Regions from separate parts of the Homo sapiens genome. Here region 1 is linked to region 2. A link is an interaction called in ENCODE POLR2A ChIA-PET data of the cell type or tissue named here. Cell type or tissue: PC-3. All regions are shown on one strand. Links, peaks and the distances in the headings refer to the core of each region. The heading gives the core; the rest is flanking DNA.

What was found. ChIA-PET counts read pairs that join two places held together with the same protein. Peaks named below come from ENCODE experiments on the same cell type or tissue, not always from the same donor. Only the 100,000 strongest peaks of a DNase experiment are listed, where the experiment ranks them.
Region 1: POLR2A ChIA-PET joins it to region 2 with 6 read pairs; 1 of 35 experiments calls an interaction of 5 or more read pairs at or near these places.

What each region holds. Positions count from the first base shown.
Region 1 is chr4:73,895,901-73,907,610 of GRCh38, forward strand. No RefSeq gene overlaps it. Among named protein-coding and RNA genes, the nearest start is that of CXCL1, 32 kb to the left of the region's middle. In PC-3, for the core only: no CTCF peak of the experiment used is centred there; DNase peaks (open chromatin) are centred at 6,331 and 6,581; H3K27ac peaks cover 626 bases.
Region 2 is chr4:74,282,422-74,294,131 of GRCh38, forward strand. The region is part of intron 7 of MTHFD2L (methylenetetrahydrofolate dehydrogenase (NADP+ dependent) 2 like); the gene reads left to right. The region is part of intron 2 of LOC105377276 (a long non-coding RNA gene); the gene reads right to left. Among named protein-coding and RNA genes, the nearest start is that of EPGN, 20 kb to the right of the region's middle. In PC-3, for the core only: no CTCF peak of the experiment used is centred there; a DNase peak (open chromatin) is centred at 4,920.

The DNA of each region.
Region 1 (11,710 bases), core at 5,352-7,851, 380 kb before region 2:
CTGAGAGGAGATAGAGTTGAAAATGGATCCAGATCAGTCCCCCAACCAGGCAAACAGCCTCACTCAGGAAACTTGTTTGGTGGCCTCAAAGGTCACTTTTTTTTCATGATACACCTTGACACACCTAGGAAAAAAATATTTGAAAGGTTTGAAGGGTGAACCGATATCATCCAGAAAGAAGAGAAGAAAACAGGGCTTGGTCACATACAATGTGAAGAGATTATTCGAGAGTGACTTCTCTTGCCAATGACTAGCAGAGAAACTTCAAAAAAGAGGCAACAACTTCCCTTGGTTATGTGTTTTACCAAATGAGGTCTACCTTTACCACTGCAGCAGAAATGCTGCCTTTCTTAACTCGTTCACTTATGTATCTCAAACAGCATGCGCTTACCTAAAAAAGCACTGTAGAAAAAGGTAATACGAATCACGGACATTAATAAAATCTGTGGAATCTTCCTTTAGTTATCATTAAATTCATCCAAATCCAGATCATTACCATAACGGACATTGTAAAATTCTCAGGAAAAAAAGCCATTTTTACTGAACATATCTTAGCAAAGTCTATTACGGTTAAACTATTGTAATGTGCTTTCTCAGTAACTCAATTTTATTTAATTATTGCTATTTTTTAGGAATAGAGCAAAAGTATTTGCTCTGAGCGTCCTACATGTGGTTTAACATTGTGGAATAGTTCATATTTTCAGAGTGAATTGGAAGAATTTGTTCTACTTAGTCTAAAACCCAACATTCTGAAATAATTTTGATTGTGTTTAAGTCAGATCCAGGACTTACCAATATTTTGGAAACTTATTTTTTGTACTGCACAATGACCTTTTAAGAGGTCCTTTGTAATATGCTGACACCATGGTGAACACAAAGTTTATAGGAAGAATTCTTTATTTTATTTTTTTTCTTTGAGACAGGGTCTGGCTCTGTCACCCTGGCTATAAGTGCAGTGACACAATCACAGCTCACTGCAGCCTTGGCCTCAAGTGATTCTCCCACCTCAGCCTCCCTAGTAGCTAGTACTACAGGCCCATGACACTTTGCCCGGCTAATTTTTGTATTTTTTATAGAGACAGGGTTTAATCATATTGCCCAGGCTGGTCTCGAACTCCTGGGCTCAAGCCTCCTGCCTTGGCCTCCTAAAGTGTTGGGATTACAGGTATGGGCCACCACAACTGGCCAGTTTTAATTTCTAATACAGTAAATATCAATGGTTATAATCCATATTTCTAACAAAAAAAAAGCTCTTTTTGGGTCCTGAATAATTTTTAAGAGTTTCAAATTATCTTGAGACCAAAAAGTTTGAGAATCACTTTCTAGAGCAATGCTTTCCAAAAGAATTTATCATAATGTTGAAAATGCCCTATAAATCTGCACTGTCTGATACAAAAGCCACTAGATACATGTAGCTGTTGAGCAGTGGCTAGTGCGACTAAAGATCTGAGGCTTTTACTTTTATTAAATTTAAATTTAAATAGCAACTGTGGGTAGTAGCTAGCATATTGGGCAGTGTGGTCATAGACCTTCAGTGTGCTGGCTCCTGATATAATATTTTTTCCAATATTCCACGCAAGTTAATAGTTAGCTCATTTTTTCTTCTGCTAACCATTAAGCTCTTGGCTTGGTTTGTATGGGGTGTAAGGGAGGTGTTTAACCACAAAATACGTAATAAGAGAATTATCATGCATAGTTTTGAAATATGAATGAATTCCAGATTAAATCCTTGACTCAAGATGAAAAAAACCATTGTAGTTGCCCCACTGGGAATTAAACAGAGTTCAAGAGAATGTTTCTTCATGCCTCATCTTGAATTAACTACACAGACTATAGGCAACTGTTTTAAAATTATAAACAATGTTTTAGGCTTTGTTTCTGTTGTAGACAAAAATGTAATTGTTCCAGTTACAAAAAAAAAAAAAAAAAAAAAAAACTTGATTGAGTTTCCAAACATGGTACGGGCTTGACTTGGTATTAACATCATTCATTAGAATCTGAATCTTAGTTGGAATTCCTGGATTTCATTTTGTGGAACTATCTGGCTATCGTGCAGTTTTTACCCTTGCTAACCAAGCACAGAGCACAGAGGAAACTCTCAACTTGAAAATATAAACCTTGAATTGTGTGATCCTGTGTGAGTTACAGAACCTCTCTAAACCTATTTTTTCTCATAAAATAGGATAATAATATTATTAGGGACTTCTCTACATATTGAGAGGATTAAATGAGATAATGCACATGAAACATTTAGTATAACTCCTGAAACATTGTATATATTTAGGGGGTGGTGGTTATTACCCTAATAACTGCTATTAATTACATTATTTATAATTAATATAATGTCTACACTACATATACTATATTATTTATAATTAATATTATATCAATTATATTTCTAATCAGTAGGCATAATAATATATCAATCATGATTGTTATGATTAATGTAATTAATAATATAATAATACAATTTATAATAAATAATTAGTAATATTATTAACTGTGCTTACTGGACTTTTTTTTATGAGTCAGCTATGTGCCAGGCAATGTGTTAGTGCTAGTGGATAAGTGGCCTCTGTCCATGTGTGCATGGAGCTTCCAATCTAGAGAGGGAGAGAGACACTCCCTAGAGAGTATTGTGAGGATTAAACTTTAAAAGAGAAAAGAGCTGGGTCCTAAGATAGGATGTATCAAGGAAAATTGTTTTGATCTAGAGGGTAGGAGGATGGAATGTTTAAGCTGAGTCCTGAAATACAGTTCTAGCAAGATTTACTACTGGTAGAAATGTTTCAGGGTATATTGGTTGGGATGATGGTTAACAAATAGACTCTAAAGTTCAGTGACTAAACAAGACATAAGTTTATTTCTCTTTCACTTAACAGTCCAGAGTAGGTAGTCAGGTTTTGCTCTGTAAAGTCATCCAGAGTCCCAGGCTACAATGGTGGTTCTGCCATTCTTCACTGCGGCTTCTACAGTAGCTCCATCGCCACTATGTCCAACCAGCAGGAAGGAAAGGAAGATGGACAACTAGGAAGAACTTATTTAAACAGAAGACCTGAAAGTTACACTTACCCAGGAAGGTCAGCTGGGTGTTTAGACATGCCATTGTTGAACTAGCCTGACTTGGTGTTGTCGTCATTCACTAGGATCTGAATTTTGTATTGCTGCACTCTTGTCTGAAACATGTAGGTAATACAGAAATTATGTTCATATATATAAATTTTATATACCCTAAAAGTTAGTTTAGTTCAATAAACACTTAGAACTTGTACTTTTTTCCCCCTTAGAGATAAAAACATGGTTAATACTTTCATTCACTTACTTGTATTCTCATTCATTCAGCAATGTTCATCGAATATCAACAACCTGCACTAAATTTCAGGCACTTTGAGGATGTTCATGAAACACAGCCCTTGATCTCAAGAGATTCAGAGTCTATTGTGGATCGGAGGGGAGCAAACATCACAGTTTAGTGCAAAATAGAGAGAAAGATGTGATATTATCTGCATATAAATAAGTGCTGAAGAAGGTGGGGACTGTTCTCTGCCAAGAGAATGGGGAAAGGTTGTGGGAACAGAGCCATCTGAGAGAACTTGAATATTGATTTTATAAACAAAGAAGAACCTTCCGGTCTGATATGGTTTGGCTGTGTCTCCACCCAAATCTCATCTTGAATCGTAGCTCCCATATTCCTGTGTATCATGGGAGGGACCCAATGAGAGGTAATTGAATCATGGGGGTGGATCTTTCCTGTGCTATTCTCATGATAGTGAATAAGTCTCATGAGATCTGATGGTTTTATAAATGGGAGTTCCCTTGCACACACTCTCTTGCCTGCTGCTATGTAAGATGTGCCTCACTCTTTGCCTTCTGCCATGATTGTGAGGCCTCCACAGTCATGTGGCACTGTAGGTTCATTAAACCTCTTTCCTTTATAAATTATCCAGTCTCAGGTATGTCTTTATTAGCAGCATGAGAATGAACTAATACACAGTCTATGAGAAAAGTCATAAATAGCTCAGTGTGATTGGCTAGTTTAGGGGTGGCAAATAGTCCAGAGTGGGTGAAGTAGCTAATCAATAGATAAATGAAAATAGAATGTTAAAAGAGAGACAAATTGTGAAGAACCTCAAATGTCAAGCAACATATATTTGAATTTGTTTAATAAATAATGGGAAACTAGTGCAGATCCTTAAGAGGGGATAGATGTGACTGGATCTGAGTTTCAGAAAGAGTGCCCTGGAGGCAGCATACACAGTTAAGTGGCAGCTGAACTTATAAGCATAGATGCAGGGTTTCCAGAGTAAATCCTGCCCCTGATGCCTGTGTGATGTTGAGCAATTGGTTTACCCACCCTGTGCCTTAACTTTCTCATCATTAAATAGGAATGATAATGATAGCTATTTCATAGAACTGTTGTGAGCATTAAATTGAGTAATTCATGTCAAGAGTTTAAAATAATGTTTGACATTTAATAGGGATACATAAACGTTTACACACACACACACACACACACACACACACACATATATATATATATATATACCTTGGAGAGAAATGGAAACAAATTAAGAAAACAGAAACATCTAGTTTGAGCTAGGCTAAAAAGGGCAGTGTAGATACAGGAACAAGGGACCTGGAAACAGATTATCTCGTGCCCAATCGCAGATAAATTGTTTCTTAATTGTTCTAACCCTTTTTTTTCTCTGTAAATTAGAAATAATAACAGTGCCTATTTTATAGAATTGTGAGGAATTAAATTACACAATACATGCAAAGTGCTCAGCAAAGAGCCTAGCATCTACTGATCACTCACAAGATGAGAATTTTCATTATCAAAAAGGATTTATTCTAAAAGCTTGAAATTCTATAATTTTTTACCTCTGAATTAGTTTTGTCCTTTATCGCAACATTGATGTAGTACAAAAAACACAGACATTATAACCAGGTAAAACTGATATAAATTTTTATTCTGTCACTTCAAAGCAGTGTAAATTTGGGCATATTTTTTCTAAAATTTAGGAGCACCTGTTTCCTCTTGAGACAATTATAATGCTTCCCACAGTAAAATGTTGCTGTGAAGATTACCTGAAATAATTTGCATAAAGAACCTAGACTGGAACACAGTAAACACGTAATAGAAGTTGAATGCCCCCCTCCTCACACATGCCTTTTTTTTTCTCTAACTCTCTCTCACATCTGCTCTGAGAGATTAAAAAGTCACATGCAACCTCAACCTGGGCATATCTAGTCTAACCAAGACTGATGAGAATCCCATTTTAGTTGCAAGCAGAAGATTGAAAACAGAGAAGCACTGTTGTGAATCATGAGTTGTGGGTTCAGGCCGAGAAGGACAAAACCAAACTAACCCAATCCCTTCACTTGCCAAACCTCTTGCTGTTTGACCCCCGACTAACAGCTAACCAAAATTAGCCACAGACCGCTGATGAGCGTGTGAGCCATTGTGCAACTTTTCCAACTGGATAGAACATGAAAAATTAAGGAGAGAAGGACCATCCAACAGAGAGGCAGTGAGGGCTGAAAATACAAGGGATGATTATAGTAGGCTTGGCAGGGGACAGGATATGCATTAATGTGGAGAGAGGGATTTTCTTTTTTCACATCAAAACACACAGAATTTGACCACCTAAGTGAACAAGCTTTCTTCATATCTGGGAGTCTTGATGACATAGTTTTTAAGAAAACTGGTTTAGGAATAGTGATTGCTGAGTTCAAACCCTGGCTCCACCATTTGTGAGCTGTTATAGCCTTGAGTAAGTCATTTAAAAGTTCCAGCTGGGCGCAGTGGCTCATGCCTGTAATCCCAGCACTTTGGGAGGCCGAGGCGGGTGGATCACCTGTGGTCAGAATTTCAAGACCAGCCTGGTCAACATGGTGAAACCCCATCTCTACTAAAAAATACAAAATTTAGCCGTGCATGATGGAGGGTGCCTGTACTCCCAGCTACTCAGGAGGCTGAGACAGGATAATCGTTTGAACCTGGGAATCGGAGGTTGCAGTGAGCTGAGATTGTGCCACTGCACTCTAGCCCCTGGGCGACAGAGCTAGACTCTCTCAAAAAAAAAGAAAAAATTCTGAGCCACCTTTTCCTTGATAGTTCCCAAATCATTACACTAATGCAATGATTAAGTATTATCATAACCTTTACAAAGCAGATGAAATAGAATCTTGGGACATATTAAATATTTAAAGATATTAGCTATTACAATTGTGATTTAAGTTTTTAGCTGGTCAGCACACTTTAAGGAGAGTTGAGGCAATTGTCTATTACAGATGGTACAGATGACAAATAAGATGAGTCAGGCAAGTAAGATGAGTCTGCTTGACTGATCTCATTTCTTAGATTTATTTAGTGTAGAATTAACCTAAAATTACTTTCTTTAAAATAATTTTTCTACTAGATTTCATTGTCATCCCAAGTTTTTAAAATTCTATTTTCCTGAACTTCTGATACATGACACTTTTCCGTTTCTGGAGAAACTTATCCTATTCACAACTTCTATCAAGTGACTTGCTTCTTAAGTATCTTCAGGCTTGGCTATTGCTCATAGATCTTTTATCTAGCCCTTACCACTCCTCAATGTGGTTTGAATCTTACTGCCTTCCCTTCTGACTCTAATCTAAATAATAACCCTTGAAAAGAAAAGCTCAGTTTCACCTTCTAGCTATACAAGAGCATTCTCTTTACCTAAGTTAGAGGAAGTGCTCTCTTGTTCACTATTTAGCATTTTGTGGCTAGAGACAAACTGGGTTCTCTGAGCCTGCAGAGGTAAAATAACAACTCTCACCTTCACCCATGTTAGAATTAATGAAAGAAACAAATCTCATATCGACAAAGATTCTTTGCTTGACTAAACTTTAGTCAGCTCCTCTACCATCTCCTAAGCCCATCTGTGAATAGCCTTGTAAAATCTAGTATTAGCAAAGAAGCCTGCTAAATCAGGTTAGCAAGAACTACCCCATCCTTTTCCAGACCCCAGGTAGTGTCTAATCACTCTGGTCTGTCTTCAGCAACAATTCTATCAGGTCAGTCTAGGCCAGAATCCCCCTGGTGCCTGACGTTTCCTCTCAGTAATTTTCCATCCACTGACCCCCACCTTGCACCTTGGCTATAAATTCTCACTTGCTCCTGCTGTATTTGAAGTTGAGCTCAATCTCTTTCCCCTCTGAAAAATCACACTGCCATGGTCTCTATGGTGACCAAACCTATTGTGATGGTCTCGAATAATGTTTGCCATACGGTGCTTTAACAGGTATCACTAAATACATTTTTTTATTTAACAATGTGCATGAAACAACCAGAGAATAGAGTCCAGGTAATTATGAAAATAAGGAAGATAATATGGTATACATGATATATGGATCCACCAGAGGCATGAGACTAGACATATTGCTTTCTGGGAAACAGCAGTTACTACAGCTGGGAAAGGGAGGGGAGGTAGTAAAGAAATATTTCTGTTGTCCAAATGGCTGGCTGGCAACACCACAGATGGGGGCATTCTTCTTGATCAACTGCAGTCCCTTCTTGCTACACAATGCATCTTCCTCTATTGAGACTTGACAAGTAACACTTAGTTTCCCACATAGTTTACATAGGGCAATTTAATCCCAAAATAGCAGAAACACCAAGTGCTAGAGTACACTAATAACTAACATTTTTATATAGCATGTTGCAGTATAAAGATAACTTTTCCTTACATTGCGCTAATGTTCACAACCACCCTATGAGGGAATTATTATTATTTCCATTTTCAAATGAGTAAAATGAAGTTAAAAGAAATTAAGCAAATTTCTTAAGGCCACTAATTTAGTCCCTAACCATTTCTGATTGGTTATTACCATGTCCTGTCACCAAAGCCTGTACTGCTATGTTGCCTCACCTTTGGAATTAGAAAGAGTGTGGTTTTTTTGGTTTGTTGTGTGTGTGTGTGTGTGTGTGGACAGGGCTTATTTTATGAAGTAATCCCATCATCTAGATCATTATTTTTATGGGGAAATCATTCCAAATACCAACTTGGCAATAAAATTTTATAATATAGCCCACTTATAAGTTGGAAACCTGTGTTATAAAATGCAAAATCTGGACCTGCAGTGGTATGTTTTATTACCTTAATTCTTTGTGAAGCAAAAATGTGTGGGTTTCTTTTCCAGTGTATTTTTTTCATGCACTGATTTAATTAGGCCTTTGAAAATCTATTTTTCTCTTTCATATCAGAATAAAAATTAGGTTAGAAGTGAAAAGATTCTATCAATAATAACATGTTTCTTTGGTAAGCTGTATAATGTGTTAATTTCCAAAGAACTTTCTGCTGCAATATCTCATTACAAAATTGTGCTTATAATATATTTTGCTACATTATATTTGGTTTTAAAGTAAATATATATTTCATACTTTATTTCATTTTACATTCCTGTCTTTCTTATAAAAGGTCAAGTTTTTGGTTATAGACAATCAAACCACATTTGATTCAGTGAATTCTTAAGTCTTTCAACCTCTTGGCTGTCTTTAGAATACCCCATCACCTTTTCCATCCAAGTACTATCCAGTCCCGACCTTGCTCAGCTTCCTAGATCAAACAAAAACAGCCACGTTCATGGTGGTATAGCCATAGACTCTAATCACATTTCCACGGCGTTCCCTAACCACTTGTGCCCCAGCCAGGTTGCTTTCTTTGCTAAGAAATTTCACTAAAGATTAGAGATAAGTTTTTTAAAGTGTTTTGCAAAAGAGTCTTTACTCCCTTTCCAATGGTTCCAAAAATCTGTCAACATGTGGTTGACAGAATGAGTTTGCGTTTTCCTTTTTGTGGGAAGTGAATAATCTGGAAGATGCAATGTCACCAATTAATATTTCACAAGACTTTGATCTCAGCAAACATTTTCACCAGTTGGCCAACATTTTAGAATGTTTTCAGCTGTTATATGACAGACTATAAAAACTATTTTTTCATTTTTTATTTTATTATTATTATACTTTAAGTTTTAGGGTACATGTGCACATTGTGCAGTTTAGTTACATATGTATACATGTGCCATGCTGGTGTGCTGCACCCATTAACTCGTCATTTAGCATTAGGTATATCTCCGAATGCTATCCCTCCCCCCTTCCCCCACCCCACAACAGTCCCCAGAGTGTGATGTTCCCCTTCCTGTGTCCATGTGTTCTCATTGTTCAATTCCCACCTGTGAGTGAGAACATTCGGTGTTTGGTTTTTTGTCCTTGTGATAGTTTACTGAGAATGATGATTTCCAATTTCATCCATGTCCCTACAAAGGACATGAACTCATCATTTTTTATGGCTGCATAGTATTCCATGGTGTATATGTGCCACATTTTCTTAATCCAGCCTATCATTGTTGGACATTTGGGTTGGTTCCAAGTCTTTGCTATTGTGAATAGTGCCGCAATAAACATACGTGTGCATGTGTCTTTACAGCAGCATGATTTATAGTCCTTTGGGTATATACCCAGTAATGGGATGGCTGGGTTAGATGACATTTCTAGTTCTAGATCCCTGAGGAATTGCCACACAGACTTCCACAGTGGTTGAACTAGTTTACAGTCCCACCAACAGTGTAAAAGTGTTCCTGTTTCTCCACATCCTCTCCAGCACCTGTTGTTTCCTGACTTTTTAATGATTGCCATTCTAACTGGTGTGAGATGGTATCTCATTGTGGTTTTGATTTGCTTTTCTCTGATGGCCAGTGATGGTGAGCATTTTTTCATGTGTTTTTTTGGCTGCATAAATGTCTTCTTTTGAGAAGTGTCTGTTCATGTCCTTCATCCACTTTTTGATGGGGTTGTTTGTTTTTTTCTGGTAAATTTGTTTGACTTCATTGTAGATCCTGGATATTAGCCCTTTGTCAGATGAGTAGGTTGCGAAAATTTTCTCCCATTTTGTAGGTTGCCTGTTCACTCTGATGGCAGTTTCTTTTGCTGTGCAGAAGCTCTTTAGTTTAATTAGATCCCATTGGTCAATTCTGGCTTTTGTTGCCATTGCTTTTGGTGTTTCAGACATGAAGTCCTTGCCCATGCCTATGTCCTGAATGGTACTGCCTAGGTTTTCTTCTAGGGTTTTTATGGTTTTAGGTCTAATGTTTAAGTCTTTAATCCATCTTGAATTAATTTTTGTATAAGGTGTAAGGAAAGGATCCAGTTTCAGCTTTCTACATATGGCTAGCCAGTTTTCCCAGCACCATTTATTAAATAGGGAATCCTTTCCCCATTGCTTGTTTTTCTCAGGTTTGTCAAAGATCAGATAGTTGTAGATATGCGGCATTATTTCTGAGGGCTCTGTTCTGTTCCATTGATCTATATCTCTGTTTTGGTACCAGTACCATGCTGTTTTGGTTACCATAGCCTTGTAGTATAGTTTGAAGTCAGGTAGTGTGATGCCTCCAGCTTTGTTCTTTTGGCTTAGGATTGACTTGGTGATGCAGGCTCTTTTTTGGTTCCATATGAACTTTAAAGTAGCTTTTTCCAATTCTGTGAAGAAAGTCATTTGTAGCTTGGTGGGGATGGCATTGAATCTATAAATTACCTTGAGCAGTATGGCCATTTTCATGATATTGATTCTTCCTACCCATGAGCATGGAATATTCTTCCATTTGTTTGTATCCTCTTTTATTTCACTGAGCAGTGGTTTGTAGTTCTCCTTGAGGTCCTTCACGTCCCTTGTAAGTTGGATTCCTAGGTATTTTATTCTCTTTGAAGCAATTGTGAATGGGAGTTCACTCATGATTTGGCTCTCTGTTTGTCTGTTATTGGTGTATAAGAATGCTTGTGATTTTTGTACATTGATTTTGTATCTTGAGACTTTGCTGAAGTTGCTTATCAGCTTAAGGAGATTTTGGGCTGAGACAATGGGGTTTTCTAGATATACAATCATGTCATCTGCAAACAGGGACAATTTGACTTCCTCTTTTCCTAATTGAATACCCTTTATTTCCTTCTCCTGCCTAAACTTGTAAATATAAATATTAAAGCACACACACTCTCTTAAAAAATGACATGGGCTGCAAGCTCAACAATGACTTACTTCTATTTTCCCCTCTTCTCCAGAAGAAGAACTCAGCCTGGATAGATTGCTTTGTAATTTGTATACTTTTCTTGTAGTTAGCACTTGATGTTGAGAAATAAAAAAGTAACTTGTCCAAATTTATAAAGTCACTGTCAAGATTAGGATTAGATCCCAGGTTTTCTGTTTTATTTTTTCTTCTAGTTCTGAGCTTGATATACAAGATTTTATTCCCCCAATTCATAATTCCATAAGGCCCCAATGTTGTAGTAATTATTTAGCTTTTTGCGTTTGCATCTAACTAAACCACTGTCTCACCTAGATGGGCAGCTGTCATAAACAATATAGTTGGTATTTAGTGGGTTTCTGAATGCTCCCATAGCCATCTTCTTTGCAACTTACTGAGTTCTTCCTAGTCTTTGCTTAAAAAGTAAGATTTATTTGCCAGCTATTAACCTTCTATGAATATCTTTCTTTGTGTTATGCTATCTTCCTTTGCAATGTGAATTTAGCACAAAGTGAGCAATTGAATAGTAGAGTTTATCTCTTCACAATGAGCTAATTAAGGGTTGAGTTACAGTAGGGCTGAGAAGAATCACAATCTCATTTATCCCTAGGATCTTAGATTCTTCTCAGGTCATGTCTTTGAAACATATTGTAGGTTGCAAGAT
Region 2 (11,710 bases), core at 3,503-6,002:
AACTGAAAAGAATAGGTGATGCCATTTTAAAAATAATTTAGATTTTGTTTTTTCACTTAGAACCTGGTCATCAGGTGATGGTTTACCCAAGTTCTAGCATATTGTTGAATAAAATAGAAAATGCAGATAGTTAGAAGTGTCCTAGGGTACTGGCCCTATATATGTGAGATTCTAAGATACATCAGGGACCAGATCCAAGTAAGCCATTTGAGCCTAAAAGAAAAAGAAAACTGTAAGGACACATATGTGCAACAATGCGTTCTAGAGACAAAATGGTGTAAATAAGAGCAAAGTACAGATGTACCGTACCAAAGAAAACACTGCTGCCCTCATTGGCTCTAATACACAGGGTCTCTGACATGGTTGGAACTCTATTCTAGCAAGGCTGGCTCTTGACATGAACATGTCTATCTGTACGTATATACATATGTCTGTGTGTGTGTTGTGTACATGCTGAAATCACTAGGGAATGACCTCATTTATTTATTTAATCTTCCATGTTCAATCACTTAGGCCAGATATGAGTAACTTATTTGAATTTCTCAACTTGAAAGAGTAAAGTGCATTTTATTTTAAAACCTGGCTTATTTATTTTCTTTACTGTCATTCTGTTTCTTGATAACATTATAGTTATGCATTCATTGCAAAATTACCACATTTGTGATGCACCCAGATGGCACTGACAACATGAGATAACCAGCTTGAGGCAAGAAAAGCAGGGATGTTTGCAGTTCACAGCCTTGACTGCCTGTAAGGCAAGCTTACCCAGCAGTTCAGTCCAGCACATTTTACAAGACTCTTCTCTCATAGAGTATTTTTTTGGTCTCATGTCACTTCCATGCTTTCTTCTTTTTTAAGTAAGAATGTTTTTTACTGAAAGTAAAAAGTATTCTGAAAGCAATTTTTACATGAGCATTTTTGGTGGGTGTATATGCTTAGTAGCACATATACTCACTTCATGTCACATGAAGTCTAACTTGTTAATGATTATTAAATCAAATTGTAGTTCTGTGTATCTAAGTATATATAAAAATTTTAAAAGGAGATGGAAAAGAGACAAAGATATGAGATGAACAGGGCTGGGAGACCTAGCCTGTTGCCCTATAGTTTTGCCACCTCACTAGCTGTCAGTGATATCAGTTAAATGATAGCAATTATATTAGTGGCTCCATTCAGCTCTACTGTTTGGCATATCTTGGACATCCAACAGAGCATTACCAAATGATCGTGTAAAAGCACAGAAACTTTCACCTGGAAGGTCGAGCTTTTCTAATCCTCTCATAAAAGACACCCATATGATTAGTTGTATCTAGCTTGCCAGCCTGCTGATTCATGGAGCAAGAGTACTAATGAGGACCTGGACTTGGTAAAGAAGGCTTTGCCAGTGAGGCCATGACTCAGCCACCCACAGGAGCAGGCAAGTGATAGGTTTTGACATGTTGCTCTTCAAGTTGTTCATCAGGACTTAACCTGAGGTGAAGGATGATCCCCCAACTGAGAGGGAGGAATTTTAAGATGGGTTATGCCACAAAACTCATAAGTAACATTTGGCTTCAAATTGCCACAGGGAAAGTGTGGTGGCTGCTTTGTGAGTATCGGTGAAAAGTTTCACTATAACTATAGCCAAGATAAACAAAACAGATGTAGATAAAATCAATCGTTGAAGTAAATCGTCCTTGCAGAAATCTTTGTTTCATTAGTAAAGAAAACTGGATGACCCCGTTAAAAGTAGGTAACATTGATGGGAATGATTTATCCACATAAATAAACAAAATGGCTGTGACAGAAAGGATGACAATGTCCCAGAGGATGTAAAAAACTTCACATTAAAGGAATCTGCAGTGATATTTCATGCCATTGAAAGGGCAAAGGATAAAATGTTGGAAGCTGATTCATACTTAGAAAGGAATCTGCCAGTTCACCAAGGCATAGAAAAGATGCTTGCTCCTTCTAACTGGTGTGAGATGGTATCTCATTGTGGTTTTGATTTGCATTTCTCTGATGGCCAGTGATGATGAGCATTTATTCATGTGTCTTTTGGCTGCATAAATGTCTTCTTTTGAGAAGTGTCCGTTAATATCCTTCGCCCACTTGTTGATGGGGTTGTTTGTTTTTTTTTTTCTTGTAAATTTGTTTGAGTTCTTTGTAGATTCTGGATATTAGCCCTTTATCATATAAGTAGATGCAAAAATTTTCTCCCATTCTGTACATTGCCTGTTCACTCTGATGGGAGTTTCTTTTGCTGTGCAGAAGCTCTAAAAATCAGGAAACAACAGGTGCTGGAGAGGATATGGAGAAATAGGAACACTTTTACACGGTGGGACTGTAAACTAGTTCAACCATTGTGGAAGTCAGTGTGGCGATTCCTCAGGGATCTAGAACTAGAAATACCAATTGACCCAGCCATGCCATTGCTGGGTATATACCCAAAGGACTATAAATCATGCTGCTATAAAGACACATGCACACGTATGTTTATTTCAGTACTATTCACAATAGCAAAGACTTGGAACCAACCCAAATGTCCATCAATGTTAGACTGGATTAAGAAAATGTGGCACATATACACCATTGAATACTATGCAGCCATAAAAAAGGATGACTTCATGTCCTTTGTAGGGACATGGATGAATCTGGAAACCATCATTCTCAGCAAACTATCGCAAGGACAAAAAACCAAACACTGCATGTTCTCATTCATAGGTGGGAACTGAACAATGAGAACACTTGGACACAGGAAGGGAAACATCACACACCGGGGCCTGTTGTGGGGTGAGGGGGATGGGGGAGGGATAGCATTACGAGATATACCTACTGTAAATGACGAGTTAATGGGTGCAGCACACCCACATGGCACATGTATACATATGTAACAAGACTGCACGTTGAGCACATGTACCCTAAAACTTAAAGTATAATTTAAAAAAAGACTTAAAAAAAGATGTTTGCTCCTAATCATCAGTTGTATGACCAAAAGAAGGCAAGCACCATTCAAACTATTCTTTGCAAAATGTTTACAGAGAAATAAAACACTTCAGTTCTCAATGTTTCCAAAATTTTAAATTGCATTCGTTTTTTTAAATATTAGTTTAATTTTGCTAGTAGTTAGTAGTAGTTTTACTATTAATTTTACTACTAGTAAATAGTAATATTTGTTTTACTATTATCAGTAATATTAATTTTACTACTATTTTTAATCCCCTATACATTTATAGACCACAGTAAGAGAACTTTTAATGTTTTGACAAAAAATTTTTAAAGGTCACTAAACAAATATAATTTCTCCCATTGACTACTAAAATTGCTTTGCACTGTTTCAACAGTCATCTTTGTGGTCTTACACTACTGTGAAAACTGAGCACTGCTTGTATTTTTCTCTGTGTCTAATTAAATCTCATGAAATTAGTGATCATATAGTTCAAATTCATATCCAATGCCATAATCACTTCTACATGATTATTCAGTTGTTTGGTTACAGTTTCTCACTGTTACTATTACTGTCTAGGTAGGTTGTTCACTGTGGAAGGTAATGTTTGCTAAGCACCTTGCCAACCATTATGTTCTTTTCCTCAACATACATTGAAGTTAGGCCTTTCCTGCAATGCCATGCCTCTCTGGATGTTTTGGGAAATAAATAGGACCTTAAAGTTATTACTAAATTGAAGTGCTATTTTGTTTTGTATTGATTTCCAGTTACAGAACTTGACAGTTCATCAATATGTCCAGCTTCTGACAAATGCTTAACATTCCTCTTCTATTACTTGAACATACTTCCTCCCTCCTAACTTATGTCATTAAAAGAAGAAACAGTATTTAAAACCATCTGTGATAACATTATTTTGCATGTCTAAGAATTATTTTTCATTACTAATAATCATGCAGCAAATAATTATTCATTTATAAGTTTATGTTTGCTATATAGATTATTACTTTTTTACACTTAGGTATACCTACTTTCACAGGCAATTTTTTTAAACCATTTTCTATTGTAGCTTAGAAAGAAACTTCATACATTTCTGACAAAGAAGGCTTTATTCTCAAAAGATAGAAATGAGATTATGTGCCATGAGTAGTAAATAGCTTCTTGTAAATAACACATTGGAAAACAGTATGTAGTCCTAGACTCAAAAACTCTTAATTATACCGTTCTTAATTCATCAAATGGATTTGATCAGCTAAACAGTCTAATTAATGACTTCCATGCTGTTAATTCAATTAACCATGCTCTTATGGGTGAATTCTTGGGCCTCATTTACTTCTCATAGCTAACGCAAAGACATTTCTCTACCCTTTTGAAGCTTTAGTAGCTTTGCTTCAATTTTATGATGCTTCCTGCAGGGATTGAGGTGGAATAAGAACTGGAGTGTCTATTCCCTGTTGCCTGCCATCTCTCCTCCCTGTATTCCAACTCTGACAATGCCTTTCCACTTATTGGTTTATACTAAAACAAGGAATGAAACAGACAGGAAAGAATTGGTGTTGTAAAGAAATGAAAGAGACAGGAAAGAGAAATGATGTGTAGGCATTTTTGTTAAAGTAAAAATAAATGAGGTTAATGTTTAAGAGTGACTTTCCTCTCTCTACTGTCTTAACATAATTGGATAGTAAAATTTAAAGTGGTAAGTCTTTGTAAAGGTGATAAGTCTAATGTAAAGGTACATTATATTGTTGATGAAACTGGTTTAAATTACAAAAAATAAAGAAGTCACACTTTATGGAAAAGAATGTCTACTCCTCTAGCGCAACTGACATTATCATTGTATTTTGTACTAGAGTTGCTTCCAGATATTTTATGTATGCATCAACTATATAGTTTGAGGAATATATGTGACTTATGCACTTAAACTTGTTTTACTGATTTGCCATGCTGAAATTCTGGTTTGTGGTTATGTTCAGTGCATGTATCATTATTTGGTTCATCCTTTTTCTATTGTGAAACTCTTAGGTTGTTTCCATTTTTTCCTTTTAAGTATTATACTTGAGTATAGGTGAAGGACTATAACAAAGGGGAACCAAAATGCAATGACTCAAGATAATTTGGCTAGCCAGGCATGGTGGCTCACACCTGTAATCCCAGCATGTTGGGAGACCGAGGAGTGTGGATCACTTGAGGTCAGGAGTTCAGGACCAGTCTGGCCAATGTGGTGAAACCCCGTCTCTACTAAAAATACAAAAATTCGCTAGGTGTGGTGGTGCACTCCTGTAATCCCAGCTACTCAGGAGGCTGATGAAGGAGAATTGCTTGAACCTGGGAGGCAGAGGTTGCAGTGAGCCGAGATCGTGCCACTGCACTCTAGCCTAGGCGACACAGTGAGACTCTGTCTCAAAAAATAAGATAATTTGGCTCTTTCCCATAAAAGTCTGGAATTAGGGAGACAGTCAATGGAGTTAGGCAGCTATGCTTCATTCAGGGATACTGTTTTCTCCTATCCCACTGTTTATATTAGTTTTCCAGAAATGCCATAACAAAGTACCACAGACAGAATGGTTTAAACAGAAATTTACTTCTTACAATTCTGGAGGCTGGAAGTCCAGGATCAGGGGATTGATAAGGATGTTTCTGCTGAGTCAACCTTGCCAGGTAGATGGCCATTTTCTCCCTGTGTCTTCTCATTGTCTTACCTCTGTATGTGTCCATGTCCAAATTTCCTCTTCTTAGAAGGTTGGATTAGACCCTATGCTAATAACCTCATTTTAACTTAATTTTATTTTTAAAGACTTTGTCTCCTGAAACAGTCATTCTGAGGTACTGGGGTTAAGACTTCAACATCTGAATTTAGAGGGGACACAATTCATCCCATAACACCGTTCCACCTGAGTGTTGTCCTTATCCACATGGTTGAAGTTGAATTGCCTCCTCATTTATGTTCTCTTCTAAGGAAAAGTGAAAGAGAGAGCCCAGAACAATAAAATCCATCTTTAATAAAATTGAACTAGAAGGTGCATGCATCACATCTGCTAGCTTTCTACTGACCTGAATATAGTCATGTGTGGAGTACAAGGGATGTGGAATCCATAGTCTCTGAATGGGAGGCTACACTTTGGTAAATAATAATCTACCCTTTACATAAGAACTTGAAGACTAATCTCTTACTTAGGGTAGAAAAGAAAGATATTTATTTATCTAACATCCACATATCATTCAGCTTACCTATCCAGAATTCATTTTGTTCTGAAAAACCTCAGGGGACAATCTCGTCATTGTCTGATTGCTTTCTAATTGGTTTCAAAGCATGCTCCACTTACTAACTTTTTTCTGAGGTTTTGGTGAAATCCTAGTGTCACTGAAGACATATCTTGGCTCAGATCTTACCCTGAGCTTTCCATGGATCTTAGATACACAGATTTGCAATAACATTTGTGCAGGTAATACAACCTCACCTAAATGTCTTTAATTCTAACTAAACTGTTTATTATTCAATCATTGATATAGATTTGATACTTTTTGACCATGTTATACAATTTTGAAAATTGTGTCAGGTCCCTTTTGTGACTTTCATTTTTTATATCTCTATCTTCACTGGCTTATTTTCAGTCTCTTGATTATTACTGTTTTTAGTGTAGCCCTTCAGATTCTTCAAATTAGGTTCATTCATTTAGTTGTTCAATGCTATTGAGCATCTGCTATGTGTCAGGCATTTTTATAGTCACTTGGGATACAACAGTGACCTAAAAAGACAAAGTACTTACTCACCAGTAGCTTCCATTTTGGTTATAGGAGACAGATAATAAACAAATACATATCTATATAACAAGGCAGTGTCTTAGTGATACAAAAATAAAACAAGATAAGAGGGCTAGAGAATGGTGGCATGGAGTTTCTTAGAAAAGGTGGTCAGGGAAGGCTTATGCTAACCTGAATAAATGAAGAAGGGAGTCGTGGACAGATGAGGGAGCAGCATTCCAGGCAAGTGGAGCAGCAAATGCAAGACCTTGAGGGGGGCCTGGCTGGCGGTTTTTATGAGCTGCAAGGGGGCCATTGTAACTGAAACAGTAAGTAAGGAAGTGAGTGATAGAGAATAAAGTCAAAGAGGTAGCAGCAATCCCATCTTATAGACCAAGGAAGGATATTTGGATTATACTCTAACGCAGTGGAAATCCATTGGAGGATGTGGGGCAAAGAAATCACATTTGACTTGTATTTTAACAGTGTCACTCTGGCTACTGAATGACACATAGGCCGTATAGAGGTAAAGGTGTAAATAGGGATACCTGTTAAGAGGCTATTGTAATTATCCAAGTAAGAACTGATGGGGCGTGGACCAGGTTGTAATGGGTGAAGATGTTAAGAGGTGGTTAGATGGTAGATATAATTTTAAAGGAGAGTTGGAATGATTGGTTAAACAAGTAGATATGAGGGAAAGAGAAGAATCAATCAAGTGTGACTCAAAGGATTTTGGAATAAGCAAGAGTGGAGGTGCCAGTTCTGGAATCCTCTTGAGATGAATCTTAAAGGTTCAATGAATTTTACTCAAGTATGTGTATTTAGGGTAGATAATGGGCAAAAGAGAGGAAGGGGCTCTTTCCTGGTAGAGGGAACAAAGAATCAAAGGAAAGGAGGCAACATTACAAAAGGTTTTATGCACTCAATAGCAGACCCAACATGGGCTGTTGAAAGAAGGAAGTATGATATTGTATACAATTGTGAATTTTCCCCAAATATCTGGTGCCTTATTTTGAATTTTTCAAAAGAATCTCCACCAGGCAGGAAATCTCCCCTATAAAGGGACCTTTTAATTTGAGACTCCATCTGGCGAAACCATTCCTCAAAATTCCAACCCAATAGTCAAGCATAAGGTCAGGAAAGGGTTTGGAATTACATAGAAGCTCAGTATCATTATCCTAAGAAACTACTAGAGATGAGGTGAAAACCCCTGGAGTGCTTTGTAAGCAGCTTTCTATGTTTTCTTTTAATGCTTTGTATTTGAAAGTTTGGATTCATCTTTCACTCCCTGCTCTTTTTGTATTATGTCCAACCTTTCATAAAAGACTATGCTTTGGAGTCAAGCTAACTTGGGTTTGAATCCCAACTCTACTGCTTAAAACAATTATGATCTTAAGTAAATCATTTCACCACTCTGAGACTCAATTATATCATCTGAAAGATTGTGATAATAATTTCCATCTTATAAAGTTGTTGTGAAGATTAAATGAAATAATCACCTTACATAAGCTAGTTAATGTAGGTGAATTGCCAAGCATAATGCCTGGTGAAAGACTGTGTGTGTGTGTGTGTGTGTACGCGCGAGGGTACATTGCTCACGTTTTCTCTCCATTCCCACGAAAGTATTAACCCAGAAGTATACAACTTCACGCTTCAGTTACCACCATCCTCCTCATTACTTTTCTGGCCTAAACTCTCTTCCAGTGTAGTCTGTTCTCTTTGCCCAACTCTCATATGAATCAACTTTAAAGCACTCATGCTTATTCCCATCTTCTCCTGACTCTCCTTACAGGTTTAATTTGCCTTACTCATTTTGCTCTTAATGCTATACTGCGTTGCACTTTTACTTAGTTGTTCCTAACTAGATTGGATGCCTCTGTAAGATTAGCTTCCTGTCTTACATTTATTTTTCCTTTTCTTTTTTTTTTTTTTTTTTTTTTTTTTTTTTTTGAGATGGAGTCTTGCTCTGTTGCCCAGGCTGGAGTGCAGTGGTGCGATCTTGGCTCACTGCAGCCTCCACCTCCTGGGTTCAAGCAATTCTCCTGCCTCAGCCTTCTGAGTAGCTGGGACTACAGACGCACGTGCCACACCCAGGTAATTTTTGCATTTTTAGTAGAGATAGGGTTTCACCATGTTGACCAGGATGGTCTTGATCTCCTGACCTCGTGATTTGCCCAGCTCGGCCTCCCAAAGTGCTGGGATTACAGGCATGAGCCTTCGTGCCTGGCCCATTTCTTTTATATCTCTGTCCCACACCAAATTTCAGCCTTCTTATTCAGACCACTGTTTATTTGTATGAACATTCTCTGTATTTAAAAACCAGTGGTATCATTCTTACATTACAGAAATACTCCCCTCAAGTTAACTTAATGGGAACAAAAGCTTTCATGCAGAGTAATAGCAACTATGTCATTAATTCAACAACACATATTCATTAATGATACATCCATTGATTCTTCGTTTATTTACTCAGCACATATTTTGTGAGTGCTGCTTCATACTAGGCACTATTTGAGGTCCTGGGTATATCTGTGCACATGATAAATAAAGTGCCTGGAATTTATGTTTTCCAGATTATGCAAAGTAAGCTTATTTGGAAAGTAGTTTGGCACTGCTTACTCCCAAGTGTGTGTTCTACAACATGGGAAAGTAAGTGTATATAATCAGTTTCTAAGTAAACAGGGATGGTTTTTAACTGTATCATTTTTACAAAACTATTATTAATCTGTGATTACAAAGAATCAAATTAAAGTGACTCCCAACCACTTCAGTTTTCAGTGTCAATCATTTAATTTGATGATATGGCTAATCAGTCTGACTCAAAATATCTACATTTTGCATTAGATAATTATAAAGTAGTTCAAAGCTCCAGCTTTTACTATAAGAGAAGATCTTATACTTTAACCCAGAGGTAACTTGTTCCAATCCTTTAGAAAAGTTGATGAACATTATAAAAGCCCCTCTGTGAGACTGTTATTAACGCTGTGATCACAGAACCCACACTGAGCATTTCACGAAACAGGTAGAACCACTGATGGTCACTATGAGATTCCTATCATTAGTAAGTCAACTGCCTCCATTGTGGCTTACAACATGGACAGAATGGTTACTGTGAAGTCTAGGCCTTTGAAATCAAATCAACTTCTAGAGACTTCTATTTAGTAGATGTCTTTGACATTGGATCATCTACCTTTATAGAGCAGAGTTAAAGTTGAAACAAAAAATACATTCACAGGAACAAGAGAAGTGACTAATGCTTCTGCAAGTTTTTCTTTGCTTGAACTGTGATGAGTTTTTTTTTATAGTTGTTTCTCAGTGATCCATATTAAAACACAAATACCTATGGAAGGGAGATTTTATCTGCTCCTATCTCAGACTACAGAGATTAAGGCCCTGCCAAGAGATTTGGAGAGTACTCCAGAAAGCTTTATCTAGTTTACAGATTTGCCACTCTGATACAAATATTCAGTGACTTCAGGCAAAAGGGATTGGGTGGGGGAGGGAAAGGATTGGAGACAATGACAAGAGTGTATGATGATCTTGTATTTTTAAAGACATGATGAAAGGGAGATATTTTTAGTAATTTTCCCAGCTCTTAATAGAACTACCAGAAATATCATAGCAGTATTGTTACTCCTGCCTACTGAAATGGAATCTGGCAATGACAGCTGACAGCATCCATGGTCAGAAAGAAGGTTTCACTGATAGGTCATAGCTGGAGTTCACAGAAAGCAATTTTTTTTTAGTAGAAATATCTTTTTTATTTTATTTTATTATTATTATACTTTAAGTTTTAGGGTACATGTGCACAATGTGCAGGTTTCAGAAAGCAATCTCAAACTTTCTCCAGGTGACTGACATGCTATTTGGTTCCACTAATTGTCTTCTAAGTGGTATGAGTGGTATTTTTTTCTAAGTGGTATGAGTGGTATTTATTTTGTTTTTTATGGTTTTTTGAATAGGTTTTTAAATTATTATACTTTAAGCTCTAGGGTACATGTGCAGAACGTCCAGGTTTGTTACATAGGTATACAAGTGTCATGGTGGTTGGCTGCACCCATCAACCCATTGTCTACATTAAGTATTTCTCCTAATGCTATTCCTTCCCTTGCCCTCCACCCCCGACAGGCCCCAGTGTGTGATGTTCCCCTCCCTGTGTCCATGTGTTCTCATTGTTCAACTCCCACTTATAAGTGAGAGCATGCAGTGTTTGGTTTTCTGTTCTTGTGTTAGTTTGCTGAGAATGATGGTTTACATCTATAATACAGATGACCAGATATATACAGATTTAATTTAATGTAAAGGAAAATAAAACTTAGCCACCCTACAAATACAAATTGCAAAGTAAATACATTTCTACCACATTAGGACAATAATCCTCTCTATTTCATTACTGACCACAGGATGCCACGATAATGAACATCTCAATATATTTAGAAAACTTGTGGAAACCTCAAGATTCAGCAACCAGATGAATGTAAGAAGAAATATAGTAAATTCCCTCCGGAGCACTTGATTCCTGGTTGCCTTCCAAGTTCAATGGCAAGCTACTAACTTGTTAAGGAGCCCTCTGCTCCCTGGTTCACCATGCTCTTAAGTGTCATTTTTCTATCAACCATATGAGAAAGTGGAGTGTTTTCTGTATTATCTCCTGAGTCATACTATTTCTACAGTCCTATGTCATTCAGGTTTTTCTGGTTGTTATTCCTGTACTTCATTTTCCTGAAGCTTGTCTCCCCTTCATTAGAGTGGATGTTTGAGAGGCCACGCTTAAGTGGCTTGCATTTAGAAGCATGGGAAAATACTTCAAGCATTTAATTTAGACAATTACATATGTATACCAGGAGGATGAAATTCACATGAGAGAAGCAAGAAATTTTTGTTCTGCTGCCTTGCCACAGATAAGGAATCATCCTTCTTCTTTTTGGGGGAGGGAGTTGACTTTAAAAAATAATTATAGCATTGTGGAGAACTGACATGGGCCATAGAGTACTTCTTTAAAAGAGACAGTGAAACAGACAAAATAGAAAGACAACACAATACTAT